Regions from separate parts of the Homo sapiens genome. Here region 1 is linked to region 2. A link is a contact called in ENCODE Hi-C or POLR2A ChIA-PET data. All regions are on one chromosome and are shown on one strand. Each heading gives the region's core, a stretch centred on a gene start or an enhancer-like site at or near the end of the contact. The rest is flanking DNA. Distances are from core to core; before and after follow the strand shown.

Region 1 (3,756 bases), core at 657-3,156, 46 kb after region 2:
GACAACTTCAGGCAGTACAGGCTTTGCACTCAGACAGAGCTGGGTTTGAATCCCCACTTCCCCGTTCAACAGCTATGTGTTCTTAGAAAAGGCTCTTAACCTCCTTAAGCCTCAATTTCCTCATCTGTAAAACAGTGGAAATAATACCTACTACCCAGATTGTTAGGAAGATTGTGCTTTACTTGTAACATTTGTTTAAAAACATGAAATCTGTTCGAATAGAGGTTAAAATAAAAAACTGCATTGAAAGCAGAGAGAAAGAGACAGAGACAGAGGGACATTAATTCCAACAAGATGAATCCAGAAATCCATCCAGAAATCCAGAAAATCTTCAGGTGGGGAAGAGCATTTCCAGCAGAGGGAACAGCAGGAGCAAAAGCATGGAATGGGGAAAGCTGTAGCTGTTATGGCAGGAATTGGGACACAAGGAGACAGACGCTGAGCACCTAGACTGCCTTCAACCCTCCATTCACCAGTGATTTCCTGGGTTGTTCACTTGCTTCTGATACTCCCCACTTACAAACCCTGATGAAAACTTAAAGGCAAGATCTATTTATGGCCTCTCAATCCAGCCTAATCTCCCATGTCCTGCTGCTTCCGTTTTACCTTCCAGAAACACCCAACACAACACAGTTCAGCAACTCCATGCCTTTGTCCCTGCTGTTCCTTCTGTGAGAAACACCAACTTTCCCTGCAAACTCGAATTCAATTCTTGACGTTCTCACTTTCTTCCAGGGAAACTTCTCTCCTCCACCCACGCCTGTCTCGCCACCCCCCACCTGACTGTCTTGAATGTTCCCATCCTGTGACTCAAGTGAGGAACATGGGTTTTGGAGATGGATTTTGGAGGCAGAGGGACCTGGATTCAAATCCCAGCCCCACCACCGTCAACAGCCTGCACTTCACTGTAAACTCGGAATGACACACCCACCTGGAGGAGAGGTGGAAGGACGACGGCAGGTCACATCTGAGAGCTCTCAGCTCAGAGTATGTGGCCCCTGAATACATTCTGGCTATTACTTTGCATTTAAAATGTTGCATTTTCTATGGCTTTTACTTGCCTAGCTCTTTAAGGGAAGGTATTGTGTCTTCCTCAGCTTTGAGGCCCCTAGCCCTATCCCGGGAACATTTGCTGAAGTGCAGAGAAAAGCAGAGGGCTGGCAGCATGTAAAGGAGCCCAGGCATCTGAGGCCCACATGACAGTTTCATCCTCATCCAGGGCTGGTCCCTCCATGTCGAGGTGGGGCTGACAAATCACAAAGGTCAGGCTGGATCAAACCCAGGGCAGCCCACAGTGCATTGTGACCAGGGCTTTTATGAGCCTCATTGCTCAGTTATAAAAGCCAACCTGGCCCTGCCCCGTGGAAAGAAAACATCTATCAAAGGCTCTGAGTTGGCCACAACTGGATTAAGTGTGTTTGCAGCTTCCAATGTGAGCTGTTTGCAAATCACCTAAGAATAATGAATGTCTTAGAGGACTCAGCAGGCCACTTGGGGAAAGCATCTGAGACCCTCCAGACACTCCCAGGCACACATTCACTCGCCTCAGGGATTCCCAGGGTTGGGAGGGATAAAGGGGCAATTTTTCTCATCATTAAAGGGCAGCCGATTGCCTCTGGGGTGGAATGCAGTATCTGTTTAACAGGGTAGCGGGTGACAGATTACAGCTGCTTGGGAAGAAGCATCCCATATCTAATTGAAAATCCCAGGGGAAGTTAGGGTGGGTCCAATCTAATTACCAAAATTGGAGTGGGGCCAACGGGGCTTGATTTTTCAGCTCTAGCTGTGACAAGACAGCGTGTCTGTGCAAATCCAGTGGCTTAAAACTCCAGGAAGCAGATCAAGGGTTAGAAAAATGGCCCTGAGTGTTGCACCTCCTTGCTGGGGAGCATGAGTTGGAAGGCATTGCCTAGGAGGAACTATTTTGATCTCCAAAACTCTCACCCTGACTCACCCTAAGTGATTGAGTCATCACTGTGACGGATATTGAAGACCTCAGAAGCGAAACCTTGGCTGATACTTCACTTTGCTTCTGAAGACACCCTGGAAGCTGAGAAGTCCTCTTAGCTTTGAGTCAGCAAGGTGGCCATGGCCAAGGAACACCCGATGGCATGACCTTTAGCTAAGGAGCTCAGAAATGCCAGTGCTAACAAACAGCCAGCCCCAAGCACAGCATCCGCCCTGCGGGGCCACACTAGAAACCCTAGGAAGACACAGAGGACCCGCTCACCTGCTTTGATAAAAATACAAGTTACCATGTGAATTTTGTGGGTTATCTCCTTTTATCCTTACAACCACATTATGAGGTGTTCTTATCCTGGTTCACCAAGGATGACTTTGAACCCACTGGGAGTTAAGTGACCTCCCTTCCCCCAGGCCCACAGGGCTGGTGAGCAGGGAAAGTGGAGGTTCCATGGTACTGACTTTGGGGCCTACGCTAATCAATCCACTGCCCACGCTGCCTCCATGGCCTCTTCAGGGGACGTGATCAGCCGTTCCCTGCCCTAATGGTGGCCTCCTGAGCTTTGGTCATATCCAGCCATCCTCTCACGGCTGGGCTTTACATTTTTTGGCCAGTAACATGAGACTAAAAACTCCAGGGAGAATTCATATCTGCACTGATGCTTCCTGCACCCTGAAGAAAGCAGATCCAGAAAAGCATTTCTGTAGCTGTAACTCTGCCCAAGAATGGGAAGCCCATCAACTCCAACCCAAGACAGATGAGGGCAGGTCTCCCCCTGCATGGCACGCGTGTGTTCCCGAGAAAGAAACATGGCGGCAAGTCACCGCCGCTCCACGTAGCCGTGGAGAGCTAAAGAGGATTAGTTCTGATGTGGACAAAGTCCTAAGGGAAGGTGCATGCAGATGGGGTCACCTCAGGGGTCTACTGACCTCAGGAACCCGTGTAGCTCCTGTCCCTCTCTTCCCTCCAGGGACACAGGAGAAAACAGAACTGGAATTTGAGAAACTGGATTTTGGATATTTCCTCAACACTCTGATATTCAGCTGTCTTTTCTTTTCATTACATCATTTTCTTCATCATTCATCGGGAACAGATAAATGTTTTTTTTAGAATAGTCCAAAGCCTACCAGTCTTATCTTCTTGCTTTCCAAATAAAATGATAAATTTCTTAGCTTCATCTTTCCCACGTTAATTTTAAAATACATAATCTGGACCTCCTCTGTGGGTCCAGGCTGGCTCCACGTTCGTTGTCCCCTGTGTGCTCTCCTGAGTCCATGGTGAGCAAACCTGGGATTCTGATGTGTCAGAAATGCAGACACCCTTCTTTCGCTTATAGAGAAATGAAGACCCAGAGAGGTGCCCAGAGCAGCCCCAGACCACAGAGCCAGCTATACAAATGTCGTGCTATAGAGCCTGGGGCACCATCCCCTCATCAGGGTGAACCCAAGTTTAGGAGACAGCGGGTTAATAGGTTCCTTTACTGCAGGCCTTCTCAGAGCCTTTAAGATGCCTGTGCAGACTGCGATGTTCTCAGGGGCAGAGGGTTACGATGCAGTGCTTCTCAGACTTATTAACCAAAGACCTTTTATTTGTGAAGCATTGACAGAGAGCCAGCGAGCCCTAGAAGCCCCAGACACGCAGTCCCGCTGCACTGCCCAGTGGGAAGACGGCCCCATGGGTTGTACATGGCCATACACCCCTGGGGCCACCTAACCCGGCATTTTGCTGCAGGCTCCTCCACCTGGCTTCGAGGCTGTTCCCAGATGAGGTTGGCTGGAGGCGTGGTGTCCTGT
Region 2 (3,635 bases), core at 326-2,825:
CATTGTATCATAAGTCATAAGGGCTCTGCAGAGAACAAAAAGTAGTGTGATCCAGAGTGATTGAATGTCTACTTTATTAACAAGGGTGACTGAAGAGGGCTGCTCTGAGGAGGTGGCTTTATTAGCAATTATTTACTATTATTTATTAGGGTCCCCTGGGCTTCCCCCAACACAGCCTCCAGGGAGAAACCAATCTCTGAGAGTTCTCAAACCCAGTACCCCCTCTCCAGAGCCCTGACCCCACCCCAAGAGGGCTCCTTTGAATTCTGACTTTACCCTGAAAAACCTCCATAAATTGGCAGGGGTAGCTGAAACCTCACTTGCCGTTCCCAGAGAAGAGAGAGAGGAGTGGGCCAAGTTGAGGTTTCCAGGAAGACACAGCAAAGAGATAATTTGCCAAAAGGGGAAGGGTGGGGGAGGGGAGAATAGAAAGAGAGAGAGGGAAAAAAAGATGCCAAGATCTCTGGCTTAGATTTAATTTCAAACTAATCCTGGAAGAAGCTCTTTAAAAAGCTCTTACATTCTCCTGTTTGTGTTTGTGGATATTCTGGGGTTTACCAAGCTTGTTCTTTATAGTAGACAGCTCACAGCAATTACTCCACAATTACTTCATCTGACAGGCATTGAATTTCTCCCAAGTTCCCAATACAGAACGAAGCACTTGGAGCCTGTGAAATGACCAGCTGGCTGAGGCTTCAGAGGAGCCTTCAACTTTTCTATCCCTTCTGTGCTGACCAGAGGTATGTGGCTTGCCCACACCCCCTTCACACCCAATAAAAGCCTGTTCTCCTTTACTCCCCCACCCCCTGCCACCAACACACACCCCCCAGATTGTAAACTCCTTTAGAACAGTAACCCCTGTTTTTTCTGGCCTCAGTTTCTCCAGAACCCAGAGTAGGGTCTGGCACACAACGGGTGCTCAATGAATGTCTACTGAATTGAGGCCACTGACTTCAGCCCAAGGGGCAGCCAGACTTGGAGTGAGATGACTGCAGATTGGATCTGGGCTGGGACCTCGCTAGCTGTGCCCTTGGGCAAGGCACTTTGCCTCTCTGGCCTCCATTTCCTCCCTCATCTGTAAAATATGTGTTGAAGAGGAAGGGGGAAGCGATAATAAATCTACCACGGTAGGTTACTTTAAGAACCAAAAGAAGTCACTTGAGTAACTGCAAAAGATTATTCAAAAATATTACCTTAAAGGGGAAACTGAAAAAAAGGGAACTTATACAAAGATCTACCTGGGAAAAGTTGCTCTCTCCTTTGAGAATTCCCCAGTGGTACAGAAGGAGGGGGCAAAGAAATTTGGGGGTGGGGATGTTTCTGGGTATCTGGGACAATGACTAGAAACAGGAATCAAGTTTTCCTTTAAGCCAAGTTATCTGTTTGTCCCTGTACTTTTCCTCTAGTTATCTTGCTTCTTTCCAACATTTTCTTCTCCATCCCTCCTCCCTCATCTCCACCCCCCACCCCCTCACCAAGGAAGGAATTGGCCAGCTCCACCCAGCCAGTCCCCCATAGCTCCGCCCTCCTCGGCGGGCTAAGAGTTAACAGCTGCACCTGTTGAGGTATACCTCCAGTCGCCGGCACCTGTACCTGTAGCCAATCAGCGCCAGCGCTGCTGGGAACCTACCTGTCAGCAAAATCTCGACACCCAAACCTCAACATAAATCAAACACTTTCCCGGGCAGAGAATGTCTGTGTCAGGCAAGAATTAGAGACAAGCGGTCAGCAGAGCCTCAGTGCTGATCGTCGGAGCTTGGGAGCAGGAAGATGTCGAATGAACTTGAGTGAGTAAACATCGGTGGATACCTGCCGCTCTCAGAGCGTGGAGGCTGGATGGGGTTTCCTGGAGGGGGAAGAGCGGGGAGGCCGGCACCGGGATTCACAGAGCAATTTGTAAGGGTAAATGAATGGGCTGACGATCTTACTTTGGCGTGTCAAGGCAAGCCCCAGTCTCAAGCTAGAGGTGAGTGTTTCCCTGGGAAAATAGTTTTTCTCATTCTCTTTGCTGAGCAGTTTCGAGCCAGGCAGGGAAACACAAGACTGAAACTGTGAAGGTTTCTGGCACCACTTTTTGATCCTCTGAAGGGGCCTTGGAAATCAGACGACCCCAATCCCATCGAGGCTTTCTATCTTCTTGCCAAAAGGAACTTCTTTAAGGTAGTTCTAAGAGCTGTCTTAGGCAGAGAGTTGGGTTTCTCTAAAGGGACTTGTTTGCTGGGTTGGAACAGTCCCAAGTGGGAAGGTTACAGTGTGGTGGTTAAGCATGTGTACTCTTTGTAGTGGGCTTGACCTAAGTTCAAATCCAGGCTCTGTCCCTGGGTGATCTCAGACAAGACATTCAATTTTTCTGGGCTTCATTTTCCTCATCTGGAAAATGGGTACAAGAATGCTTTGTAGAATTCTGGAAAGAGTTAAGTGTGATAAATGCTGTAAAATGCTTAGCATAAAGCTATGGTCTGAAGATGCGTTCAGTAAAATGTGGTTCCTCTCATTCAGAGGCAGTTCTAAGGCTGGGGAAGATGAGAAGTGATTTTTGGTAGGTCACCTCTTTTGGCTGGGAGGATGCATGTGCCTTCCTGCCCACATCTGAGATTTAAGATCCTGACTGACTGATGCTGATCTTCACCATGATGTCCTTCTTGGGGTCCAGACCTTAGAGAAGGTAGGGTGAGGCTGGGATCTGGGCTGCTTTAGATTGGGTTCAGGGAGCTGGCAGGAGAAGCCAGAATCCTTTAAACACAGGCTCTCCTTTTCCTGCCACCCTCAGAGGTGAGTGGGCAGAGGCAAGGATTGTACCATCTTTTTTCTAACTGCTCCTCAACAGACTTTTAAGAACTTGAAGATCTGTGGGCAGACAGCAGTGCTAGGTCCTGACTGCAGACCGGATTCTATGTTCTAGCTAGCCCTTCAGCTCTTCATGTTCACAGCACAATCACTTGGGTTAACAGGCACATTTCTTTTGAATGAATTTCCCGGGGTTGACAATGTATTGACAATTGGACCGCAATGAGAATAAGAGCAGGAGCATTGGTACTGACACCTGGGTTCAAGTCCCAGCTCTAGCACTTATAGCTGTGTGATGTTGAGCAAGTCCCTTAATCCTCATCTGTAAATAGTGGCCAACAGTAGTATCCACCTCATGGGGTTGTTAGAGGATTTGACAATTTTAGAATAGTGATTGCTTTTAAGGCTGGTGGAGAACACACCAGTAACACCATTGTCATTTCATGTAGAACTAACCAATCAATGAGCATTCCCAAACCTCTTGCTATTTTTCCATACTTTGAACGCGCAAAAAAATCTTGACATGTGTCTCCATCCCACTTAAATTTGCTGGCTAAAACTGCGGAGGCTACAGACAGAATCTATTCATTACTGCACGTTAGGGGGTATGTGTTCTGAAGCTGGGTTACTTGAACAGAAAGGTTTCTTGCTTTTCTCCTCCCTAATGGTTTGGATTTGAAGTCAGATCCGCTGACAGTTGAGGCTTCTCAGTTTGGGGTGGGGTGAGGGAAGCCAGTTGCCTGCTGAGTAATTGCAGGCGGACTCCAAGCCACCATTTGAGATTACAGTGGCAGAGCCTGGGGGCTCAGCTGCCCCTACTGGTAAGGGGAGGGCACCCGGCGCTTGGC

The links. A loop is a pair of places that touch in the nucleus more often than their neighbours do. ChIA-PET counts read pairs that join two places held with the same protein, here RNA polymerase II (POLR2A). Pooled maps may share reads with other maps.
Region 1: a map of mammary epithelial cell shows a loop between it and region 2 (4-fold over the local background). The contact joins the enhancer-like site here to the promoter of GRHL3 in region 2. A Hi-C loop is called at or near these places in 5 of 168 maps with a recorded cell type or tissue (B cell, PC-9, mammary epithelial cell and 1 more), 3 of 37 single-sample maps with no recorded cell type and 13 of 50 pooled maps. POLR2A ChIA-PET finds 5 or more read pairs at or near these places in 10 of 52 experiments (H1, HCT116, HEK293 and 7 more).

Annotation. Positions count from the first base shown.
Region 1 is chr1:24,363,450-24,367,205 of GRCh38, forward strand. The region is part of intron 7 of STPG1 (sperm tail PG-rich repeat containing 1); the gene reads right to left. It also overlaps a transcript of GRHL3 not described here. Among named protein-coding and RNA genes, the nearest start is that of GRHL3-AS1, 43 kb to the left of the region's middle. RefSeq lists enhancers at 1,368-2,567, 1,770-2,064, 1,829-1,878. Within about 2 kb of position 1,907, at least 9 of the 41 ENCODE cell types and tissues checked have a DNase peak (open chromatin) inside an H3K27ac peak, as active enhancers do; they include HCT116, PC-3, PC-9 and 1 more, where a contact is called at or near this core.
Region 2 is chr1:24,317,782-24,321,416 of GRCh38, forward strand. It overlaps GRHL3 (grainyhead like transcription factor 3), which reads left to right and starts at 1,576. Exons shown (of 16, transcript NM_198173.3): 1 at 1,576-1,787. The coding sequence starts at 1,771. All of the region lies in intron 1 of GRHL3-AS1 (GRHL3 antisense RNA 1), which reads right to left.